2 separate regions of the Mus musculus genome follow, and region 2 is linked to region 1. A link is a loop called in an ENCODE intact Hi-C map of the cell type or tissue named here. Cell type or tissue: gastrocnemius. All regions are shown on one strand. Each heading gives the region's core, and the rest is flanking DNA. Links, peaks and the distances in the headings are about the cores only. Region 1 overlaps Zfat (zinc finger and AT hook domain containing). Region 2 overlaps Zfat (zinc finger and AT hook domain containing).

Evidence for each region. A loop is a pair of places that touch in the nucleus more often than their neighbours do. Peaks named below come from ENCODE experiments on the same cell type or tissue, not always from the same donor. Only the 100,000 strongest peaks of a DNase experiment are listed, where the experiment ranks them.
Region 2: it touches region 1 in a loop (2.5-fold over the local background); 5 of 42 quality-filtered maps call a loop at or near these places.

What each region holds. Positions count from the first base shown.
Region 1 is chr15:68,223,587-68,227,977 of GRCm38, forward strand. Zfat (zinc finger and AT hook domain containing) reads right to left here. Exons shown (of 16, transcript NM_001145888.1): 2 at 1,181-1,357. Among named protein-coding and RNA genes, the nearest start is that of Zfat, 33 kb to the right of the region's middle. In gastrocnemius, for the core only: no CTCF peak of the experiment used is centred there; DNase peaks (open chromatin) are centred at 1,715 and 2,059.
Region 2 is chr15:68,082,469-68,086,859 of GRCm38, forward strand. It overlaps Zfat (zinc finger and AT hook domain containing), which reads right to left. Exons shown (of 16, transcript NM_001145888.1): 16 at 1,270-2,093. The coding sequence ends at 1,854. Among named protein-coding and RNA genes, the nearest start is that of Zfat, 170 kb to the right of the region's middle. In gastrocnemius, for the core only: a CTCF peak has its summit at 2,001 (motif pointing right); DNase peaks (open chromatin) are centred at 1,983 and 2,490.

The sequences.
Region 1 (4,391 bases), core at 113-4,112:
CACCCCAGGCCTCGGCCAGAGGGACTTATTAACCAAACATTTTTCCGTCTGGAATCTCTCCTTGTTAACAGTGTCCGACAGATGATCAATAAGCCAGACTGTTTTGAATGCCACTCTGAACGTTCCCAGGAAAGAGCAACTGTATGGTGAGAGTGGCTAATGAACCCCTCAATGGGACATTTGCCACCCAGCCTGGGCTTCTGCTCGGCAGACTGGTGCTGCCCCTCATCATGCATAAAGGGGTTTGTGGGGGCATTTGTCTAAGTCTTGTTTGCAGCTGTCCCTCTTGCAGCTGTCCCTTTTGCACTACATGTTTTCCTTCTCGTCTGTGGGGACCTAATTACTGTGCCTAGATGGCTTCTCTAATCCATGGTGCCTGCTGTAGCTGATATCATTCAGGAACAGAGGTACAGCAGCTGCAGACAGATGTATCTCCCTTTGCCCACTGACTGTGAACCTGAAAGAGTCACAGTCTCAACCTTCCTTTAGGTTTAAAATATGGGTTTGGAGACACTGTTTCCCAACTTACAGAGAGTAATTTATTGATAGCGTACAAGACCTACCTTCATCCTCATCTGTGCAGGACCAGAGGTAGGGAAGCCACACTCTCTGACTTAATCTGAATATTTGTCGTCATTTCTCAGATAAGTAAAGTGAGGATTAGAAAATAAATTTCATTTGCTTTAAATAACTCAGCTGATAGATGCTAAAGCTGAACCACTCCACACTTGTCTAAGGTCAGACTCCTGCTTTATGCTACTGGAACCTGCTTCAAACATACATACGTACATACATACACACATACATATGTACAAACACATATATACAAACATACACACATATATAAACACATATAAATACACACACATATATACACATACATACATATAGACAAATATACATATACACATGCCTATATATACATACACATATACACACAAACATACACACATACACACACACATATCACTGACCAGGTATTAGAGGAACACCTACAGAAGCTACTGGGTAGGAAATTCAAAGAGCTGAACTTCCACAAGATCTACATTCAGACAAGTATTTGGCTCTGAGGTGGATTTTCTAAGTTTCTGCTGTGTCCATGAGCCAGGTAGCTGGCCTCACAGTAATTTAGAGTGTTCCTATATCATAAGTCCCTGCCCAGCATGCCTGTGGTCCTTACCATCTCCACCCTTGCTTGGGTTGGGGTTTTCTGGAGTGTTCAGAGGCCGGAGGGGAATGATGACGTCATCCACATTGACCCCTTCTTCCCCATGCTTCTCAGAAACGTGGGTCACGAGTTCTGACTGATTTGGTGAGAAAAGATTACAGCATTTACACATGAAGATGGCTGTGTTTTCTGTAAGAAAAAAATTACAGGGAGTATTGTTACTTCTCTGACACATAAACAATGATTACTACAAAGAACAGAGAAAGAGAGAGATGGGGGGCGGGGGCTATTTTATTGTCCACTTCCTGCAGACTGTTCCCTTTGCAGATACCTCAGGTGGGCATAATGACAATATTCTTTTTTCCGTATTTCAAAACTTTCTGCTGCAGAGACCCACCCAGCAGGCCAAACTCCAGAAAAGCACAGTCAATGGAAACATAACTGTGGTTTAACATGGAAGTTAACCTCAAGCCAAATCCTGCTCTCAGATGAAGGGAGAGGCACACTGCGGGTCACATGGAATTCTAGCCAAACTCTCTCAGACCAGGTGCAAGGAAGCTCGGCCAAGGCAATGCTTCCCGAAAACTAAGACCCTTACAACAACTGAACTGAATGGCTGGCTCCTGCACCCAATGGGGCACAAAAGCTAGGAATGCACTGCTTTTATTTATTTATTTATTTATTTATTTATTTATTTATTCATTTATTCATTTATTCATTTATTTATTTTTTTATTAACTTTATATCCTGATCACAGCCCTCTTCTTCCTCTCCTCCTAGTCTCACCTTCCCACCCCTCTTCCCCAATTGCTCCCTCCCTAGGTACCAATCTACCCTGGCACATTAAATGCATCCTCTTCCACTGAGGTCAGACAAGGCAGCCCAGCAGGAGGAGAGGGATCCAAAGGCAGGCAAGCATCTGAGTCAAGGACAGCCCCTACTCCAACTGGTAGGGGACCCACATGAAAACCAAGCTGCACATCTGCTACATATGTGTCCAGTCCGTGCATGTTCTTTGGTTAGTGGCTCTGTAGGTCCTCTTGTGGTGTCTTTGACCCCTCCATCTCCCTCTATCTTTCCCAATCTTGTCCATAACTCCCTGAGCTCAGCCTAATGTTTGATGTGAGTCTCTGCATCTGTTTCCCTCAGTCATTAAGGAAATACAAATCAAAACAACCCTGAGATTCCACCTCACACCAGTAATAATGGCTAAGATCAAAAACTCAAGGGACAGTACATGCTGGTGAGGATGTGAAGAAAGGAGAACACTCCTCCATGGCTGGGGGGATTACAAACTAGTACATACACCCTGGAAATCAATTTGGTAGTTTCTCAGAAAACTGGGAATAGTTCTACCTCAAGATCCAGCTGTAACACTCCTGGGCATGTACCCAAAAAACGCTTCACTACCCCACAAGGACACTTGCTCAACGATGTTCATAGTTTTATTCATAATAAAACTATCATGGATTTATTCAGCTTTATTCATAATAGCCAGAAACTGGAAACAACCTAGATGTCCCTCAACTGAAAAAATGAATAAATAAAATGTGGTACATTTTCACAATGGAATACTATTCAGCTATTAAAAACAAAGACATCATGAAATTTTGCAGGCAAATGGATAGAACTAGAAAATATTATCCTGAGAGAGGTAACCCATATCCAGAAAGACACACATGGTATTTACTCACTTATAAGTGGATATTAGCCATAAAGTACAGGATACCCATGCTATACTCCACTGACCCAAACAAGCTAAGTAACAAGAAGGACGAAAGGGAGGATGCTTGACTGTTACTCAGAAGGGGAAACCAAACAGACATTGGGAGTAGACAGAGGAAACTGGCTCAGAGTGGGGAGGGGGAGGGGAACTGGAGTGATGATTAGGTATGGGGAAAGCGGAGGGGGGGGGCGCTGTGAGAGAAAAGGGAAATTGGTGTGGGATAGGGGAGGCCCCTAAGAAGGTATAGAGGTGACCCTAGCTGAGACTCTTAGCAGTGGGGGATATGGAGCCTGCGGTGGCTACCTCCTGCATAGCCAGGCAGGCCTTTTTTTTTTTAATATTTTTTATTATTGCATATTTTCCTCAATTACATTTAGAATGCTATCCCAAAAGTCCCCCATACCCTCCCCCACCCCACATCCTTACCCACCCATTCCCATTTTTTAGCCCTGGCATTCCCCTGTACTGGGGCATATAAAGTTTGCGTGTCCAATGGGCCTCTCTTTCCAGTGATGGCCGACTAGGCCATCTTTTGATACATGAAGGGAGGGGGACACCAATCCATCCACAAAACCTTCAACACAAAACTTGACCTGCCAGGGATAAAGACAGAGCAGAGACTGAGGGAATGGCCGGCCAATGCTAGCCAAACGTGAGACTCGCTCCATGAGAGAGAGTTAACCCCTGACTATGAATGATACTCTGCTTTGCTTGCAGACAGGAGCCTAGCATAACTGTCCTCTGAGAGGCCTCATCCAGCAGCGGGTAGAATATGTTGCTCTCTGCCACTTAATTCCTATCTAAACATTGTCACTGTTCATAACAAAACTAATTATTCCTAACACAATATTAGGTAAGAAGACATAAAGAGGAGAAAGAATTCACATTTCAATCTGATAAAAGAATTATAGATACAAATAAAATCATTATATTTAGGACTCAAAAGCCATTACAAGGCTTTTGGTTGACATTTTCACATATCTACTGAAATGGAGTAACTGGTACCATACAAAAGACCATGGCTTTTCAACCAGACTCCCATCCCTAAATGGATGAAGCACCTTGGAGAAGTTCAGGTACTCTCTCGGCAGCTGATGTCAGGGCAGAGAAGGTCAGTCAATACCTTCCTGGGTAGCAAATACCAGGAGATCCCACCATGCTCCAAGGCTATGTTTCAGCTGCCTTCTGCCTTGCCAGATAGCTGGAAACCACACACTGCCTAGTGCCCCATGGGACTTACATGTCAGCTCTCAGAGCTGGGCTCACACCCACCAATACCCCAGACCTCTAGGCCCTTGCACTGTCCTGTTAAGTAGGAACTACACGTCTCTCTCAGTTTACCTTTCTGCTATTTCACTAGATCCAGCCAGAGCAGCTCCTTCCCCACAGACCCATGCCCGGCCTGCTTCTTCCCTCACCTATGCCAGGGCACTCTGGCTGATGTTCATGTCAGAATCAGCACAACCCTGGCGCTCTGGTTAGCCTCACTCTGGTTAG
Region 2 (4,391 bases), core at 228-4,227, 140 kb before region 1:
CCAAGCAAACGCCTAATGGAAAAGAAAGCCTGAAGGCAGAGCCCATTGTGCCTTTCCCAGTTATTTCTTTATCTGACATAAAATACTAGTTAGGCTTAAAAAAAAATCCATCAAACACATCCATGGTGGTTGAGGAGGTCCCAAGAGTAAAGCAGGGACAAGCTGTATTTTATTATTGCTTGGACTCTTAGGAAATCAGTGTAGGAAGGAAGCCGAGAGTCATGACGCTTACTGCCTCGTTTCCAATGTCCACAAGGATATGAACAGCCAGGAAGAGCAAGGCCTCAGTGCTTCTTCCTAGCCAGAGCTGTGAAACAGTCTTCCTGGAGAAGGGGCTACCTCCTACAGCACGGAATGCCAGAGCACCTCCTGGTACACACACACACACACACACACACCTCATCAATCCCTTTCCGGGGAAGAGCTGTAGGAAGTGACTTTCCTTCTATCCCTAGGAATACAAACATCAAGGATGCCTCTCACATGGGCTAAGGGCCTTGGTCAAAGCCTCTCAAGGTTCGGACACCCGAGTCTGTTCATAATCAGAGAACTTGGCAATCATACTCATTCAGATGCAACTGGACTGGAGGGGGGGGGGGGACTCTAGCAACTTGTTGAGGAAATTTGGATGAAGACAGAGCCGGCTTGGAGACAGATTCTCTGCCTACACTTTGGACACTGCTATACAGACACTTGTTGAGACAGATCTCCTGGAACGCTGGCTGACCCTGTCACCTCAGTCTATTAAATGGCCACCACCAACCAAGGGTTGTAGAATAAATATAATCCCAGCCTCTTCACAACCCACCCCTTGTGGAGTTGGCTTATGGATAATCCTTCTCACCACCTTCCCTTTGCAGCCACCCACACTCTGGGGCAAAACAGAAATTGTCCTTGTCTACTGTCCAGCATACACTGGATATAGCCTACATAGCAAAGCCCATGGCCCTTCCAAAGGTCATTGGTGCAAACTAACTCATGCAAGCAGAGGGCCTTTAGTTCCTCTGAGGTCAGCCTACTCTCCTGTCTCCTCCATGCCAAGACATTGCTTCGCTCCCTGCTGAAGTGCTCTCCCACGAGTGCCGGAATGTCATTCAGGGTAAGGTGAGGGGTCACTGCGATGCTAAGAAGTACCATTGTCTGTGTGCCAGTCTCTGCACCCTTGAAGACAGCTTCAGTGGGAGAAGGGGACTTTGGTGGAGGAAGTATAAGCTGCCCCAAAGAAGGACAAGGAACAGGCACAGATGCTTTTATTTCACCCACCCCCCCTAAATGGGGGGGGGGGTGAGAAAATGCATTTATTTCAAAAGCAAAAAGAATTCCAAGCTGGGCCCTTGTGATAGAGGACTATGGGTCACTCATTTGTTCCCAGTGTCCTTGCACTGAGGAGGGCAGGGCTCTGTGGAGAATGCTTGGAAGGCCCTGCCCCACCCTACCCAGTGGTTAACTCAAAAGACATAAGGCCACTTGCTGTGTGATATCTGTCGTCCTCTCACAGACAGCACAGTGGGCCCCTGCAGAAGGTGAGCACCAGGTAGTAGGGATGCAAAGGGCTGGGGTTATAATCAGAGATGATGCAGATGGGGAGAGGAGTCTCCGGATCTTGAAGCAAGGAAGGCGTAGGACAGGAGAACTGATGGGAAGGTCTCCTGGAAACAGAGGGTCCTGGGTCAGGATGTGATTTGTACTGAGGACTAGGATTCTGTATTGCTGGTGGTGTGCTGGCTTTGACCACACAAAGGACACTACAGAGAACTCTATCTGGGCCAGTAGACAAGAAGAGCACAGATGGGTCTGGTGGGTTAGGTGGTCTCCAGGGCCACCAAGGCTGGCTGCCACAGGAGGCAGGGATTCTAGAGTTCTGGGGCTGGCTGCTCCCCAACCTGCTCCTCCACGGGCTGTACAGCCTCTTGCACGTATACGATGAACTCTGAGGCCTCCCCACCCTGTGTGTACACCGTCACTGTCTCTATGCCCTCCACGTCGTCAGAGGACACCACCAGATGGTGCTGCTCGGCCAGCTCCACGGAGGCCTGCTGGAGAGTCTCCTGAATCATGACTGTGTGGTTGGAACTGGGCTCCTCATCGGTGACCTAGGAGGGAAAGTGAAAGGTGACATAGGTCCAACAATAATGTCAACATTACAAATGGGCATTGGGAGCCGCATGCAGTCCTCTCATCGATGCTATATTGTCTCGCCCCTCTTCATGGAAGAGGAGAATGAGACTCCATGACACAGAGTGACAAGGTCAGGTCTTTCCCATGTTGCAAATGGAACCTCCAAGGTGTGGAGTCACAAAGGTACCATGGGGTTATGAAATGCAGAAGCATGCAGCATAGATTAGGAGACTCCTAAAGATATATACCTGGTCCATTTGACACTGAAAAAGTGGCTAGGTTCTTCCTGGTTTCTTTGTTTTTGCTACTCTGGGAGTCGCACTTCAAATGCTACAGTCCCCAGGGGCTGTCCATCAATGCAGATGCCTGGCAATTCTTTGGAGGCCTGCCAATAGATCCATGCTGCCACAGTGCTGGGGCAGGGAAGGTCAGGGAACATTGATAGTAGAGAAAACCAGCTGATTTCAATAGCCAGGACTTTGATTGCTTGGAGACTGCAGAGTCCAAATTCCTACCAATGCCAACGTATCATGTCCCTGACTATCAATCAGCTCTGGGCTGTTGGCAATTTGTAATAATAAAATCATCTTTAACCAGAGAAGAGGAATAGGAGACAAATTTAGGAAGAACTAAGAACATAGATTGTAAAACAAAGGGATGGGCTGAAAAACAGATAAGGGGCTGGTGGACAGTCCACTGGTCCCTAGGAGATTTGGAGTAGCTATCCTTTCAGGGCCTGAGTGACAAGGGTGACATTCTCTGGGATGCACTGAGCAGGTATGAATGTCAGTTCCAGCACTTCCAGGAAGCCTGGGCAAGATGCTCTACAATCTTTGGCTTGCCCAAAGTAAAAGAAGGACCAGCATACCTACCTTAGAAAGACTAAGTAGGGAAGGTTCAGCTCATAGAGACTGTGGGGGGAGAGATTAGAGGGGGAGACAGCTGTGGGTGCAATCTGGGCATCTTGATGTTAGATGCTAAAAGAAGATTATGACAGAGAGAATTCAGTAGCTGTAAAGCTATTCTGAGAGAAAACTGCTAACTTATCTAGCCATTTCTGTATGTATAAACCAAGACAACCCAAGACATTTATTTCCTTTTACTATTTATTTCCATTTCATTTATCTGCAAAAATGCACCAAAACCAAGGCTGTGGAGGTAAATATTAATTTCTTTCGTTGAAAGACAGTACCTAACGGGAGAATAGGATGCTGCAAACCTCCTCCCTCACCTGATAGCAAACTATGAGGAGGAAGGAAGGAGGGTGGGTGATAAACATTGAGGTCCTCAGGAAACATGTCCACAAACTACAGTGCATGCCAGGTAAGTGTGGTGGTACCATGTGGTGAGCAGAAGGAGAGAGCCACAATGAGCTCATGTGATATACCCGGCTGTACTCAGTATGGCAGGGTGAAGGCTGCAGGGAAGGGCAGATGAGGTTTAAAGCGATGTTTGCAATGAGCTCTTCAGATCTAAGTGCCTTAGCAGCTCACACACAGACCAAGCCTTTATTTCATAAAGCAAGGCAGACATTTCTGAGAAGTCCAGGCCTCCGCCCATCTACGCTCGCTCTCTTACCATCCTGCTGAACATTTCTATTTTGTCTGCTACCTTTTCTAGGTGCTGAAGTCCATTTAAGAGAACCCTTTTCCCATTTGTTTTTTGTCTTTAATATCTAGCCCCAGGTTGGTCTTGTCACCAAAACCTGTACTACATTCGTCTGTCTATTGATTCTTATGCATGGAACATCACAATGGATCATCAGGAAAGGTGACAGACGATGCTAGCTGTGCATTTCACTGAAGTCCTAGCATAAGCACGTGTTAGGTTAAGCAGGTCAAGCTAACTTGGTGCTCCCCAAGTCCACCTTCTCCACATACTTAGGAGCTCCACAGTGAGGATGAGCCAGAGGCAAGGAGCTGCTTTACAGAGGGGCTTATGAGCCTTTGGGATATGTGCGCTCCTCAAGCATTCTAAGTGTGACCTGCTCATTCTGCTTTTCTGCCATTTCTGTAGGCATGCACTGCCTACCCTGCTCCCACAGAAGTCAACAGCTGTTTCCTGCTGTGGTTACTGAACACTCCCTCAAGCCTCACTCCAGTTCCTCATACATACTACCTGTTCCCTCTTCACAAATGGCATCGTGAAGCCCCTAGGGTCCAGTGACTCAACTAAGGTCAAGCAGCTCACAAAGAGCAAACGCTGGACCCGGTGTGCATGAGTGGAACCTAGAGCTCGTTCTTCCTCAGCTGGCGAGCGTGGCAGTGACTAAC